Regions from separate parts of the Homo sapiens genome. Here regions 1, 2 and 3 are each linked to region 4. The links are chromatin contacts, found by Hi-C or POLR2A ChIA-PET in ENCODE. All regions are on one chromosome and are shown on one strand. The core of a region is the stretch at or near the end of the contact, and the rest is flanking DNA. Distances in the headings are between cores, read along the strand shown. Region 1 overlaps A1BG (alpha-1-B glycoprotein). Region 2 holds the start of ZNF584-DT (ZNF584 divergent transcript). Region 3 holds the start of ZNF837 (zinc finger protein 837). Region 4 holds the start of TRIM28 (tripartite motif containing 28).

The links. Hi-C counts contacts between places; a loop is a spot of excess contacts on that map. ChIA-PET counts read pairs that join two places held with the same protein, here RNA polymerase II (POLR2A). Pooled maps may share reads with other maps.
Region 1: a loop to region 4 is called in a map with no recorded cell type, with 5 times the contacts of the local background. The contact joins the enhancer-like site here to the promoter of TRIM28 in region 4. A Hi-C loop is called at or near these places in 1 of 37 single-sample maps with no recorded cell type and 7 of 50 pooled maps. POLR2A ChIA-PET finds 5 or more read pairs at or near these places in 4 of 52 experiments (AG04449, Caco-2, WTC11 and 1 more).
Region 2: a loop to region 4 is called in a pooled map, with 6 times the contacts of the local background. The contact joins the promoter of ZNF584-DT here to the promoter of TRIM28 in region 4. A Hi-C loop is called at or near these places in 4 of 168 maps with a recorded cell type or tissue (A673, CD8-positive, alpha-beta T cell, ascending aorta and 1 more), 1 of 37 single-sample maps with no recorded cell type and 18 of 50 pooled maps. POLR2A ChIA-PET finds 5 or more read pairs at or near these places in 11 of 52 experiments (A549, A673, CD4-positive, alpha-beta memory T cell and 7 more).
Region 3: a map with no recorded cell type shows a loop between it and region 4 (7-fold over the local background). The contact joins the promoter of ZNF837 here to the promoter of TRIM28 in region 4. A Hi-C loop is called at or near these places in 4 of 168 maps with a recorded cell type or tissue (CD8-positive, alpha-beta T cell, Caco-2, PC-3 and 1 more), 8 of 37 single-sample maps with no recorded cell type and 17 of 50 pooled maps. POLR2A ChIA-PET finds 5 or more read pairs at or near these places in 10 of 52 experiments (B cell, H1, HEK293 and 7 more).

Annotation. Positions count from the first base shown.
Region 1 is chr19:58,346,071-58,349,722 of GRCh38, reverse strand. It overlaps A1BG (alpha-1-B glycoprotein), which reads left to right. Exons shown (of 8, transcript NM_130786.4): 7 at 2,083-2,370; 8 at 2,694-3,652. The coding sequence ends at 2,701. Among named protein-coding and RNA genes, the nearest start is that of A1BG-AS1, 4.1 kb to the left of the region's middle. RefSeq lists enhancers at 1,632-1,711, 1,928-2,428, 2,482-2,761, 2,429-2,929 and a silencer at 1,902-2,231. Within about 2 kb of position 2,227, at least 27 of the 41 ENCODE cell types and tissues checked have a DNase peak (open chromatin) inside an H3K27ac peak, as active enhancers do.
Region 2 is chr19:58,406,775-58,409,939 of GRCh38, reverse strand. ZNF584-DT (ZNF584 divergent transcript) reads left to right here and starts at 1,477. Exons shown (of 1, transcript NR_186337.1): 1 at 1,477-3,165. It overlaps ZNF584 (zinc finger protein 584), which reads right to left and starts at 1,291. Exons shown (of 4, transcript NM_173548.3): 1 at 775-1,291. The coding sequence starts at 792. RefSeq lists a silencer at 1,163-1,222 and enhancers at 1,483-1,532, 1,459-2,104, 2,083-2,132.
Region 3 is chr19:58,379,262-58,382,890 of GRCh38, reverse strand. ZNF837 (zinc finger protein 837) reads left to right here and starts at 1,861. Exons shown (of 3, transcript NM_138466.2): 1 at 1,861-1,950. RefSeq lists a silencer at 1,600-2,109 and enhancers at 2,460-2,519, 2,054-2,595, 2,550-2,779, 2,596-3,137.
Region 4 is chr19:58,542,741-58,545,912 of GRCh38, reverse strand. It overlaps TRIM28 (tripartite motif containing 28), which reads right to left and starts at 1,849. Exons shown (of 17, transcript NM_005762.3): 1 at 816-1,849; 2 at 376-488; 3 at 17-149. The coding sequence starts at 1,155. It also overlaps the pseudogene RN7SL525P. RefSeq lists silencers at 829-1,118, 1,139-1,298, 1,379-1,588 and enhancers at 1,709-2,018, 2,170-2,674.

The sequences.
Region 1 (3,652 bases), core at 978-3,477, 200 kb after region 4:
TCTCTCATCTCTGCCCCCCAACCCCATCTCTCTCCTTCATTCCTCCCTTTTCTTCTCCTTTTTGTTTTTTTTTTGGATAACTTACTTTTATTCTTGCAGGCCGGAGTGCAGTGGTGCAGTCTCAGCTCACTGCAACTTTCGCCTTCTGGGTTCAGGCAGTTCTCCTGCCTCAGCCTCCTGAGTAGCTGGTATTAGAGGCGCATGCCACCATGCCCACCTAATTTTCGTATTTTTAGTAGAGACCGGGTTTTGCTATGTTGGCTGGGCTGGTCTTGACCTCCTGACCTTGTGATCTGCCCGCCTCTGCCTCCCAAAGTGCTGGGATTACACTTGTGAGTCACCATGCCCAGCCTATTCTTGCAGTGTTATAAGCCACCATCCACAATTGATGAAAAATGTTTAATCTTGGCCAGGCAAGGTGGCTCACGCCTGTAATCACAGCACTTTGGGAGGCCAAGGCGGGTGGATCACAAAATCAGGAGTTCAAGAGCAGCCTGGCCAACATGGAGAAACCCTGTCTCTACTAAAAATACAAAATTAGCCAGCTGTGGTGGCACATGCCTGTAATCCCAGCCACTTGGGAGGCTGAGGCAGGAGAATTGCTTTAACCCGGGAGGTGGAGTTTGCAGTGAGTCCAGGTCATGCCACTGCATTCCAGCCTGGGCAACAAGAGCAAAACTCCATCTCAAAAAAAAAAAAAATGTTTAATCTTTAAATTGTACATCTATATCCTATGACTCCAAATTTTATTTATCACTCTCCTTAAAGTCTGAAGAAAATGATTAATTTACTAAGCTCCAAAGACAACACAGTCCCACTGACATAACATTTAGTATGATGTCCTACTCTCCTGTTAGAATTAAGAACAGCCAGTATCAAACTGGCCTGAAATCTGATTGGGTTCCTGGGCTCAGAATAACTGTAGTAAATTTGTAAATCCACACTAAGACACAAAATTAAACTAGGATGTGTATATCTATCTTACAAGAAAACGTTTCACAGTAAAAATTAACATTATGATTTTACCAAATTTCAACATTATAGTTTGTTAATCCAATCAAGCTTTCAAAATTCCTGATTAGCTTACAATTAATTGCAAATAACTTCATGTAGTTTGGCTAGCATTTCAAAATGGATAGGGAATATAACTTTTAAAATGCGAAAGTATATTATACATATTGCACTTTTCTGCTAGGCTGGGCTAGTATCTTCCATGGCAAGATACTCAAACTATTGAATAAAATACACATTTAAATCAAGCACTTACATGTACTTCATTAATTTCCCTGAAATTATCAACAGCATTACCAAAATCTTCCAGGATTTTGTAACATTTGATTCCTTACAGTTTTGTTTTGTTTGTTTGTTTTTGAGACGGAGTGTCACTCTGTCACCCGGGCTGGAGTGCAGTGGCGCAATCTTGGCTCACTGAAACCTCTGCCTCCCAGGTTCAAGCAATTTTCCTGCCTCCACCTCCCGAGTAGCTGGGATTACAGGCGCACGCTGCCACGCCCGGCTAATTTTTTGTATTTTAGTAGAGACGGGGTTTCACCGTGTTACCCAGGCTGGTCTGGAACTCCTGAGCTCAGGCAATCCGCCTGCCTCGGCCTCTCAAAGTGCTGAGATTACAGGTGTGAGCCACTGCGCCCGGCACCTTAAATACACTTTTAAAGTTAAACTTATGGAGGGAAAACCCTCATCTATTGACATAGATTGTATGTCCTTTTTTGGTCCCTCCATGAAGGAGCACCGTTTTCTCCATCATTTCTTCTTCCCTTCACCCGTCAGAGTGACCGAGGCTGGGGACCCCAGAAGCCCCAGAGCAGGCCCGAATCTGGGACTTCCACGGTCCTGGGGGAGGGGTGCGGGGACACTCACGTGTGGCGCGGATGTCCGGGGTGTGAAGGCAGCGGGCGCAGCTCGGCGGCGCCGGAGGAGCCCTCTGCGCCCAGGAACAAGACAGGGAAGATGAAGCCGGGGCTGAGGCGCAGGCGCGGGCGCGGCCTGGGGTGTGGCCTGGGGTGTGGCCTGGGGCGTGGCCTGGGGCGTGGCCTGGCCCGACCACCCGCCCGCTCCGCCCAGGACCCCCTCCCAGGCCTCAGCTCCGGGCGACGTGGAGTGGGGCGGTCCTGGCGGGCCGAGATGCCGTCCTGCGCTGCGAGGGACCCATCCCCGACGTCACCTTCGAGCTGCTGCGCGAGGGCGAGACGAAGGCCGTGAAGACGGTCCGCACCCCCGGGGCCGCGGCGAACCTCGAGCTGATCTTCGTGGGGCCCCAGCACGCCGGCAACTACAGGTGCCGCTACCGCTCCTGGGTGCCCCACACCTTCGAATCGGAGCTCAGCGACCCTGTGGAGCTCCTGGTGGCAGGTGACGTTTCCCTGGGTCCCGGGTGCTGGTTCCGTCTGCTGATGTTTGCCTGGGCTGTGCCCACCTCCAGGAGGGCCTCTCCCGGCTCCTCCCTTGGGCACCCCTGGTTAGCGCTGGGTCTCCCCAGGGCTCGTGGGGGAATTGCGGGCGAGGAACCGCCCAGCAAAGGCCCTGCAGCTGGAGGCGCAGATGGGGGTCTCGGCTGGCAGCCGACCACGCGCTTCCTTCCGGGGGGGCGTCAGGGAGGTCGGCCTTGATTTCCGCGAGGAGGAGGGCATAGGATTTCCCCTCCTCCACCATTTCTCTTTTCTCCCGTTGTCTAGAAAGCTGATGCAGCCGCGGGCCCAGGGTGCTGTTGGTGTCCTCAGAAGTGCCGGGGATTCTGGACTGGCTCCCTCCCCTCCTGTTGCAGCACAAGGCCGGGGTCTCTGGGGGGCTGGAGAAGCCTCCCTCATTCCTCCCAGGAATTAATAAATGTGAAGAGAGGCTCTGTTTAAAATGTCTTTGGACTCCCAGGGCTGAGTGGGCTGGGATCTCGTGTCCTCAAAGTGGATGGGTTCTGGGGTGGCTCCTGAGGTAGAGGAGTGGAGAACTGGCTCTTAAGAGCACAGTTTTCTTTTCTTTTTTCTTTTTTGAGACAGGGTCTCACACTGTCACCCAGGCTGGAGTGCAGTGTTGCAGTCCGGCTCACTGCAGTTTTGACCTCCCAGGCTCAAGCGATCCTCCTGCCTCAGCCTCCCAAGTAGCTGGGAGCCTGGGCATGCATCGCCACGTCTGGCTAATTATTATTTTTTGTAGACAGGGTCTCACTGTGTTGCCCAAGCTTGTCTTGAACTCCTGGCCTTAAGTGATCCTCCCACCTCAGCCTCCTGAGTAGCTGGGACTACAGGCATGAGCCACCATGCCTGGCCAACTCACATTTTTCTTTCTATTATTTATTTTTTGTAGAGATGAGTCTCACTATGTTGCCCAGGCTGGTCTTGAACTCTTGGGCTCAAGTGATCCTCCCGCCTCAGCCTCCCAAAGTGTTGGGATTACAGGTGTGAGCCACAGCACCTGGCCAACCAACACTTCTCAGGGCCTCTTTCATCTGTGCTCTTCCAGGATGCTGCCTCTTACTCCCTGGGCACCTCGGCCTGGTCCCAGCAGGTATGGGCAGTTGCTTGAGGCTCCAGACATACTCACCTCTACCTCGACCACATCAACCCCATCACCAAGAGGAGGTTCAGGGAAGCTGCATTTTGTGGTCTTGTCCTCCCAGTCCAGGGTGGTAGTGCTGGGC
Region 2 (3,165 bases), core at 228-2,727, 140 kb after region 4:
TTGGGGTCAATGATGGGCAGAAAAAAACAACCAAAATATGGACAGATGGACACATTCAGGCCCTTGACCTGTATCTCAGGGTCCTATCACATCTCCCCCTGACATTATCTTTCCCTATGAGCTCTAAACTCTTCCCCACCTTACTCCCTACACATACCCTTATACCTTCCTTCTCCTATCCCAGAGGAATATCAGAGCTGCTGGTGTTATTGATGCTTCTGGTGTTACTACTGGAAACTGTGTCCAGCCCAAAGCGACATCAGGTTGGTGACCAGACTGATGCCATCTATGTGCAGGGCCAAGGGCACAGGCTCCACTCTATCTCCTGCCTGCCAATTCCAGTCCCAGAGATCATACCTCTCAGACGCAACCAAACCTATGCTCATCCTTCTCCCTTAGGTCTCAAGTACCTGGTCCCAGGGTCCAGTTTGCCTCCTGCTCAACAGGCACAAAACTGGACAACAGAATGCCTAAAACTGTACACCCCCAGCACAACGTCCCCAGTTTACCCTATAGGCAATTGCCTGGCCTTCCACACGCCGTTCTGCACATGCGTCTCCAGAGGGCCTGGCACAGCAACTACGACCCCATCCTGTCCCAGTCCTGCGGCACATCTCCAATGGCTCCCACTGCCAAGGGCATGCCCCAGCCGTGCATCAAAGACCTCCCCCTGGAATCATACGCAGATCTCCTGCCCTCCTCCAACTCTGCCCTGGCACACGCCGCCCCCCACCTGGTGGGCCCCCTCATTCCTCGGAGGCATCCTCTGCTCACCTCCGCCTCCCCGGCCATTGGACCGTGCGGGCAGAACCCGTGGACTGGACCCACGGCCTCAGCCGAAACGCGTCCCGGGCGCGGAAACCCTCGGCCGCCGTGGAACCTTCCCGGGAAGCTCTCCCCGCGCGGGTGAAATGCGTCCGAAGACAGGGAACCGCTTCCCGGAGCCGCTGGGAAGGAGGACGGTACGGAGGCCCGGGAGACCCACGGCGCCTGTCCGCGAGCGATAAGTCTGAGGAAGATGGAGCCACTCGCCGGTGGGGCACGGCGCGTGGAAGGCGCGGCAAAGGTCCCTGCCCTTCACCTCGCGCAGGGGATCGCGAGGAAGTCACCCCGGCCCACGCAGAGCTGCCTGAGGCGCCGGGACAGCCTTCCCGCCGAGGACTGCGGACTGCCGGGCAACGCCGGAACTCCCGGAACTCCCGTGGCCCGCGCCTCCCCTCGCTCGGCGCCCCTCACGCCACGACCTCCATTCCCGGCTCTCCTCGCGGCGCGGCTGGGTCGTTGCCAAGGCGATAAGGGAGGGCGCCGCTAGCTCCTGAAGCGGGACGTGAACTACATTTCCCATAAGGAGCCTCGACGTGGGGCCGTTCAGACTTGGCCAATGGCGGCCCAGGAACGGGAACGTTCGGGCGGGCCCTGCGTGGGGCGGGGCTTCCGGCGTCGGCTTTCGGCGCTGGCTTTGGGGCGGTTTGCGGCAGTGGGATCATTGGGCGGTGGGCGGTGTGGAGGAGTCTCCGCTGGTCCGCAGAAACGAACGAAGGCGCGAGAATCGGGAAGTTCTGCCTCAGTGACCTGTACGCGTCCTAGCCGCAGTGAATGTTGCTGAACCCCGGTGACCTCACAGTGGAGGGGCGGCCCCATGGGGCCATCGGACCGCGCCGCGCGGGGGCGTTCGCCAGGGCCTCCGCAGAAGCCCGCCTGTGCCCGCAACCGCCCCGAAATTCTCTCCCTGGCACCGTGTCCGCTTTACGGAGCCCGGAGCAAGGCTCAGAAAAATGTCCCAGCCAAAAACATGGTACATGCCTGTCATCAGGCAAGTCTTCAAAGAGCGGCTGGGACCAGGGGCCGAGGGACCTCGTTTAGAGGCGGCTTAGGGGGAAGGTCAGCAGTTGTGTTTCAGTTGTGTTGGGTTTTCGGCGCCCCACAATGCGGGCGACGTATGGGCCACAGGTGTGGATGCCAGGGACAGGTCGCCCTGCACATGGCTGAGGCACGGTAGGCTTGTAGTCTACCCCATATCAGGCCATGGTGATCTCAGGTATGGGGGCCTGGGAGAGGAGAGTGAGTACATGGCTGAGTACGTCAGAGCACGGGGTCAGGGACACATCAGGGGAGGACGCTGGCAGGAGAATAACCGGGCTCCTGGGTGTCCTCCGCTGAATTCAGACGCGTTCATGTTAGAGCAGGTGGGCCTGCGTCCTCCCGGACGAACGGAGTTCTTAGGCAAGGTCCAGAGGAGCTTCTACCTGAAGTGGTGCTGGAGAACTTTGCACTCAGTGCTGGGTGAGACCACTGGCACCATAACTCTCCCCAGCCTCAACTCTGGTTTTTTTCCTCTGTTCTTTCCATGTTCCCCTTGGAAGTCGCTGTTGGTCGTGGCACTGAGGCCCAGATCATGCCACCTCCTCTAACAAGTGGCTGAGTGGACACCCCACACATTCTACCCAAGGGCCGTGAGTGGCCAAGATCGGGGCTCAGAAGTCTCTGAATCTTCACAGCTGGTCACGTTCAGCTCGGTCACTTCCTGTAAGATTCCAGGCACTGCATGCACTGACATGGGTGCGTGTGGGCCCACTGGGTCCTGCCTGGGAGCCTTCCCTGAATGTTCATTTTTTGCAGGTCTGTGTTTGTCTTGGAGTAAGGATTATTCTCGCTTGCTGGGGTCATGGTGTTTTGGCCTCTCCTGGCCTGGACTCTCAAAAACTCATCATCCTTCATAGGTCTGAAGGCTTCTACATTCCCACCAGCAGGTGGACCATATGAACTCAAAACTAGTTGTGGCAGAGGGACCCTGAAGAGATCTACCCCTGGTGAATGCCCCCAGGAGTGGGCTGTTCTCACACCTGGTGCCCAGCCTGTGCCCTCGCAGGTCTTGGTGCCTCCACTCAGCTCAATTCCAGTTTTCTGGCCATGCCCCGCTGTGTCCCTTTCTCTCTCCTTAGTGCCTAGCTGTGCAATGTTTGCCTCTCCTTAACATGTCCTCAGCTGACCCCATATCCTCAGTCCTTGCAACCCTGTTCCTCAGTGACACCTGTGTATTCTCTCCAGTGGAGACACAGGTGGGACACCCCCAAGCTCATGGTACATGCCTGTCATCAGTACCCCTGGACTGTCATGGTGGGTCAGTCTGCCCTAGGCTGGACTGACCAACCTGTTCATTCCCCC
Region 3 (3,629 bases), core at 612-3,111, 160 kb after region 4:
GAAATCCTACTTGTGTCAGGCCGGGTGCAGTGGCTCATGCCTGAATCCCAGCACTTTGTGAGGCCGAGGCGGGTGGATCATGAGGTCAGGAATTCAAGACCAGCCTGGCCAAGATGGTGAAACCCCATCTCTACTAAAAATACAAAAATTAGCCGGGCGAGGTCGTGGGCACCTATAATCCCAGCTACTCGGGAGGCTGAGGCAGAGAACTGCTTGAACCTGGGAGGCGGAAGTTGCAGTGAGCTGAGATCGCGGCCACTGCACTCCAGCCTGGGCAACAGAGCAAGACTGTCTCAAAAAAGAAAAAAAAAAAGAAATCCCACTTGTGTCCCAATTGGGGCCAGTGGCTGAACCTGTCAGACATCTGCACACCCACACAGAGCCAGCAGCTGCACTCCTTTCTCTGTGACAATTGTCAAGGCCTTCCTGTGCAACTCTCTTCAGCCACCAAGGGACCCACAAGGCGGGCAGCCCTCCAAGTGCCCTTCAGCCTCCTGCTCGCCCTCAATTAGCTTGGTAAGCCCTGAGTTTTGTACTTGGGCAGGGAGATAGACCTCCTGACAAGGCTTTCGATGTGCAGACACCCAAAGGATGGAGAAAGGGAGTGGAACAGTCCCAGCATCCCTGAAGCAGATGCAGTGGAGGCAGAAAGGTGGGGCAAACTGGGTCGTTACATGCAATATATGTGCTGGACTGGCCAACAAAATTAGATGTCCCTATTGAGGGCAGGAGCCACACAATAGATGGGGGCAAGAGCTGGGGGTTACAAATGGGTAGGAGGCGTGACCAGTTCATCCTACCTGGGAGGGCCCGTAGAGTCAGCAACACCCAAAGGGGCTGGGGAGGCTGTGGTTCCCCAATGGGGCCGCACGTGTTAGAATCAACTAGGAGCCGGACTAGGGGCCTGGCGCAGTGGCTCAAGCCTGTACTCCCAGCACTCTGGAAGGCTGAGACACGAGGATCGCTTGAGCCCAGGAGTTCCAGACCAGTCTGGGCAACATATGGAGACCCTATCTCTAAAATAAATAAATAAATAAAAATAAAAAAACTATCCAGGCATGGTGGCTCCCACCTATAGTCCCAGCTATTCGGGAGGGTGAGGTGGGAGGGTCGCTTCAGTACAGGAGTTCGAGACCAGCCTGGGCGACATAGTGGGAGGAGGAAGGGAGGGGGAGAAGGAGGGGGAGGGAGAGAAGAAAGAAAATTAGCCGGGCGTGGTGGCGCGCGCCCCTGTTAACAGCTACTCTGGAGGCTGAAGTAGGAGGATCGCTTGAGCTCAGGAGGTCGAGGCTGCAGTGAACCGTGATGGTGTCACTGCATTAGCCTGGGCGACAGAGCGAGACCCCGTCTCAAAAAAGCAAACCAAAAAAAATACAAAAAAATAGACTTAACTGAGGAGTTTTGACGCGCATATGCTCGGGCCCAGTCCCAGATTCTGATGTTATCGGTCTGACTCGCAACGCGCTCACCAAGACACTTCAGAGCTCCCCAGGTGCTTCCCAGCCCAACTCTCCCACCCGAGGGGAGCCTGCGAACCGCAAGTCGGTTCCGGGTTGGGACCTCTTAGAAATCAGATTGGGAGAGGAGGCTATCAATCATAATCATGACCAGTCACCCGCTTTCACGAGAAGGAATGGGCGGGACCCTACGTCCCCGTCCAGAACGCCGTTTCTTTGGCGACGACTTAGGTCCACGCCCCGCCTTTTAGGTGTAGCCGGCCTCTGTTTCTATGATAACCGAAGCCCAAGCCTCTCCCTACACCGCTTTCTCCGCAGCGTCAAAGCGGGACATGACGGGACTACGTTTCCCAGCAGTCCCCGCGCGGGTTCCCGCCTGCGCTTGCTGTGGCCCGGGTCCCTCAGTGCCGCGGCGGCCCGGAGGTGGCGGGAGGACGGCTCCGCGCTGCATGCGGGGCGGGGACCAGGGACCCGTGCGGGCCGCCTCCAGAGAGTAAGTGGCATTCTGCGCGGACCCGCAACCTCGGCCTGCGAGGCGGGGACCTCCCGGCGCATAGCGCGGCCACCACCCCAGTCCCCTCTCCACCTCCGCGCGCGGGGTCCGGGGCAGAGGCGTGACGCCGCGCACTTCCGGTCCTCGCGCTCCGGGTCCGGACCGGCCACACAGCACTCGCGACCTTGAGTTCCGGGCGGGACGGGCTTCTGTAGTTCTGGCCCCCGCGTTTCCGTGCTGGGTGTCATTGAAGCCCGCGAGGGGAGGCTCCAGGCCCGGGACCCATCCTGGCGGCCTGCGGCTCTCGGAGTCAAGCCCACCTGCTAGCCGAGGCCGACGCCGGCCTCCCTACCGTCTCTGCCCCCGCATCCTGGCCTTTGCACTTTGCTCTTTCCTTGTCTGCAGACCGGTTTCATGCCCCCTCTTCACAGAGGCCCGAAGAATCCGCTGCCTCCCTCCCTGGCGCCCTCGCGCTGCTCCCTGTCTGATGTTCTTCACGTCTTTTTCTCTCTTAAACGGTCTCTTGTTCATTTCTTCTTGTCTGCGGTCCCCTCCTTCACTCACTATTAGAGCAGGATGCAGCACCGTTTGGCCCTGACACAGTGGATGTCCTGCGAGGGTTGAAGCTTGCTAATCCTTGAGGGTGGAGGCACTGTCGGGAGGACAGACACAGAAGGGAGCTGTGCCTGCACTCAGAGGACATTTCTTCTGCTGTACAGTGCATGATGCACTGTTCTTCCCATTGCGTGCACAGTGTAGAATTGGACATAGGGGCTAGAGTCTGTGTCCCCTGGGACTGTCAGTGTGGGTGAGGTTGGTCTGTGGCTCAGAGAGGTGGAGCCACGCTGAGCTGGGCACTAGCCTGTGTCCTCCACACCTCAGAGCCACCAACGTTGACTTCCCTGCACATTCTGTTTTTGTTGTTGTTGTTGTTGTTGTTGTTTTGAGACGGAGTTTCGCTCTTGTTGCCCAGGCTGGAGTGCAGTGGCGCGATCTCGGCTCACTGCAACCTCCGCCTCCCGGGTTCAAGCGATTCTCCAGCCTCAGCCTCCCGAGTAGCTGGGATTACAGGCATGCACCACCGTGCCTGGCGACTTCCCTGCACATTCTCTTGGGCAAATAAGACCTCATTGTGCCGTGTGCAACCTCCATGAGGATGTTGAACCTCACTAGCTTTCCTGTGTGTGCTGTTGCTCTGCAGTTCTGCAGGGCTCAGCCTTGGCCACGTTAACCTCTCAGTCCCCCTAAATTGGTAACTCTGCATCCTGTTCCCAACACCAGAAGCCCTAAGGACAACTAGAAAGGCTGGGCGAGCACCCAGGTGCAAGCATGCTCACCTGGGGCAGGTGGGAGGTCACTGTAAGAACAGCCTGGGAGAGCTGTAATGCACCATCAAGGACGGGCTCCTGGGACCTGGGACCCAGAGCCTCGATTGTGTTTGCTGTGCTCAGCCTCAGATCATGGGTCCATGGCTGGAATGCCACCCACCTACAGGTGGGATAGTTGGACAGTGCATCCTGGGAGCAGATCAAGGAGACGAAGAGACTCGGCCATGGTCCACAGCTCCCACCTGCTGTGTCTGGTGCTGGGAGGCAGGTTCTTGTTGCAGCAGAGGAGCCACCCCTGGGAGCAGGGCATCTGGGGACCAATCCGAAGATGCTGTTAGCACATGGCTAGCA
Region 4 (3,172 bases), core at 600-3,099:
CCTCAGCCTCATGTACCAGTAGAGCGCACAGTATGGTCCTTGGTGTACTTCACCCGCTGGTGCGCCTCTACACAGGTCTCACACAGAGGCTCCGAGCACTCCACACAGTAGCTGGTGGCTGGGGCATTATCCTCACAGCTAGTGCAGCACTGCCAGACAAAGGCAGGGTCAGAGAAGGCAAGACAACTTGATAGATCCACGTTTACATCCCAGAAAATACAACCGGAGATTTAAGATTGGTCCCTTGACCCAACCTAGGCAGCCCACCCAGAGCCTTGGGAAAGTGGAGTAACAGCCTGGAGCTGGTGCCAAGCTCCTCCTGCGCAGATGCCCCCTCCCCAGAAACCTCCTTGTGGTTGCTGAGATAGGACGCACCTGGTTCGCATCCTGGGCGTCGGTGGCAGCCTTGCTGCCACTATCACGCATGAAATAATTCTCCACGATGTCTTTGGAGAAGCACTGTTGCTTGCACACGGGACAGTCCACCACTTCGAGAAGCAGGGATGTGGGAGACTGTTACAAGTTCCCACCCAGGTTATGGCCCCCACCATTCCCCTGCTGGGTGGGCCCCCGACCATTATCCCGCAGCGAACCAGCCCCTCCCCTCCCCGAGCCTTCTTTTCTCCAACTTTAGTCAGATGTCCCATCTCAGCGGCCAGCACAAACCCACGTTCGTATGCAGGACCCAGAAAGTATTTCCCGTGCCCTGTCCGGGCCCCCATCCTCTCGCCCAGGTGGCATCCTCATCTCTGCACCCAGTCGGAATCAAAGGCAGAGAGTAGGGGGAGGGGTGGCACCGATCACTTCGTACTTACCGGTGCCGTCGCCCGCCGCCCCGCCGTCCCCCGAGCTGTTGGCGGCGGCGGGGGCCGCGGGCCCTAAGCAGGCACTACAGGCCGAGTGCAAACAGGGCAGCAGGCGGGGCTCCCTCTCGGGTCGCAGGCGCTCTCTGCACACGCCGCAGTGCTCCAGCAGCTCCAGCGCCTCGGCGCCGCCCCCCGCGGGCGACGACGCCGCGGCTGAGGCAGAGGCCGAGGCTGCGGCCGAAGGGGCGGTGGAGCGCTTTTCGCCGCCAGCGGAGCCCTCGCCCGGGCCCGGGCTGCCAGAGGCGGCCGAGGCCGCTGCTGCCGAGGCTGCCGCCGCGGAGGCCGCCATTCACACGCCGCCGGGGGCGCCCAGGGGGGGAGGAGGGGCGCGGGGCCCGCCGCGCAGGCGCAGACGCGCTCGCCGCCAACTGCTGGGCCGCTGCCGCCGCCGCCGCCGCGAGGCCGAGCGCCGCCACGCGCCTCCTGGGCCGCTGCCCGCCGCGCGCGGGACGCTGCTACGGCACGGCCAACTGCTGCCTGCTCGCCTCCCGAAGGCGCCGCCCGCGCTTCTTCCTCAGCCGCCGCCGAAACCCGCACCACGCGCCACAAGCACAAGCACAACCGCTCGCCCGCGCGCCCGCTCGCAGAAAGAGCCGAGGCCGGGGGGCGGGACAGAAATAACTGGCGCCGACGCCGCCGCGCACGCGCATTGGGCGCCTCACGCCCGGGGGCGGGGCCCAGGCCGGTCGGTGCGGGAGAGGCCGCCAGTACGCACGCGCCAACTCCTAGTCCTTCCACCACCGCCAACCCCACGTCGGTGGGGCTCTTGTGGGGGCGGGGCGGGGCCTCTGTGACGTCACTGCCGCAATTGAATCCGCCAGTGGGGTATGCGAACCTTTATAGAGTGTGATTCCCCTCTCAGCTCCACCTCCAGACCACACAGAAGCGGGCCGCTGTGCGCCCAAGCGCATGGGCAATCCGTCCCTCTTCCTCAACCCGCGTCTCTTCGCCGCCGTAGAGTCGTCTCCAGCCTCTGCGTCACTAAGAGTTCGGGATAGGGGGCAGGGCCGATGGAGAAGTAGGCGGGGCCAAGACCGAGTGAAGGGCTGTGTCCAGGGAGAGGGGAGGAGAGTCTCCATCCCAAGAGGGAGGAAGCTCCTGTGTGAGCTCGGGTGCTGACTTTTGGATTTTAACCACGCTATAGTTAAACTTGAGAAACACAGAAACTTGACTGAATCAAATGTAGATCACAGCCGGGCGCCGTGGCTCATACCTGTAATCCCACCACTTTCTTAGGCGAGTCGGGAAGCTCCGTTTAGCCCAGGAGGCCGAGGCAGCAGTGAGGCGGGATTGTGCCACTGCACGCCAGCCTAGACCACAGATGGAGAAAAATGTGGCCGGGCGCGGCGGCTCACGCCTGTAATTCCAGCACTTTGGGAGGTCGAGGCGGTTGGATCTTAAGTCAGGAGTTCGAGAGCAGCCTGGCCAACGTGGTGAAACCCCGTCTCTACTAAAAGTACAAAAAGTAGCCGGGCGTGGTGGCAGGCGCCTGTAATCCCAGCTACTCGGGAGGCTGAGGCAGGAGAATCGCTTGAACCCGGGAGGCGGAGGTTGCAGTGAGCCGAGATCGTGCCATTGCACTACAGCCTGGGAGAAAAGAGTGAAACTCCATCTCAAAAGAGGAGAGAAAGGTTTTTGTGTTTGTTTTGAGACGGAGTTTTGCTCTGTTGCCCAGGCTGGAGTGCAGTGGCACGATCTCGGCTCGCTGCAACCTCCGCCTCCCGGGTTCAAGCGATTCTTCTGCCTCAGCCTCCCGAGTAGCTGGGATTACAGGGGCCTGCCATCACGCCTGGCTAATTTTTGTATTTTTAATAGAGACGGGGTTTCACCACGTTGGCCAGGCTGGTCTCGAACTCCCGACGTCAGATGATAGACCCACTTTGGCCTCCCAAAGTGCTGGAATTACAGGTGTGAGCCACCACGCCGGGCCCCCCAACCCCCCATCAAGAAAAAAAATATATATATATATATACACATATATATAAATCACAAGAGGCTAAAGAGCAATGAGTCTGTGAAATCCCACCCAGCCCCCCAAGGCATCCCCTCCCCATGTTTTCGTCAGCAGCTACCCTGACTTTGATGCTTTTCCAGATGGGGAAACTGAACCTCAACAGTGGGGAATCCCAAGGAGGGAAGGAAGCAGGTCCATGTGGGGAGAATCCTGTCTGAGGTGGAAAGTAGGGTTTGTGTGGGGAAAATCCTGTCTGAGGGAAAGAGGGTGTGTGTGCGGAGGGGAACCCTGTCTGAGGAGGGAAGCAGGGTCTGTGTGGGGAGAATCCTGTCTGAGGAGGGAAGCAGCGTCT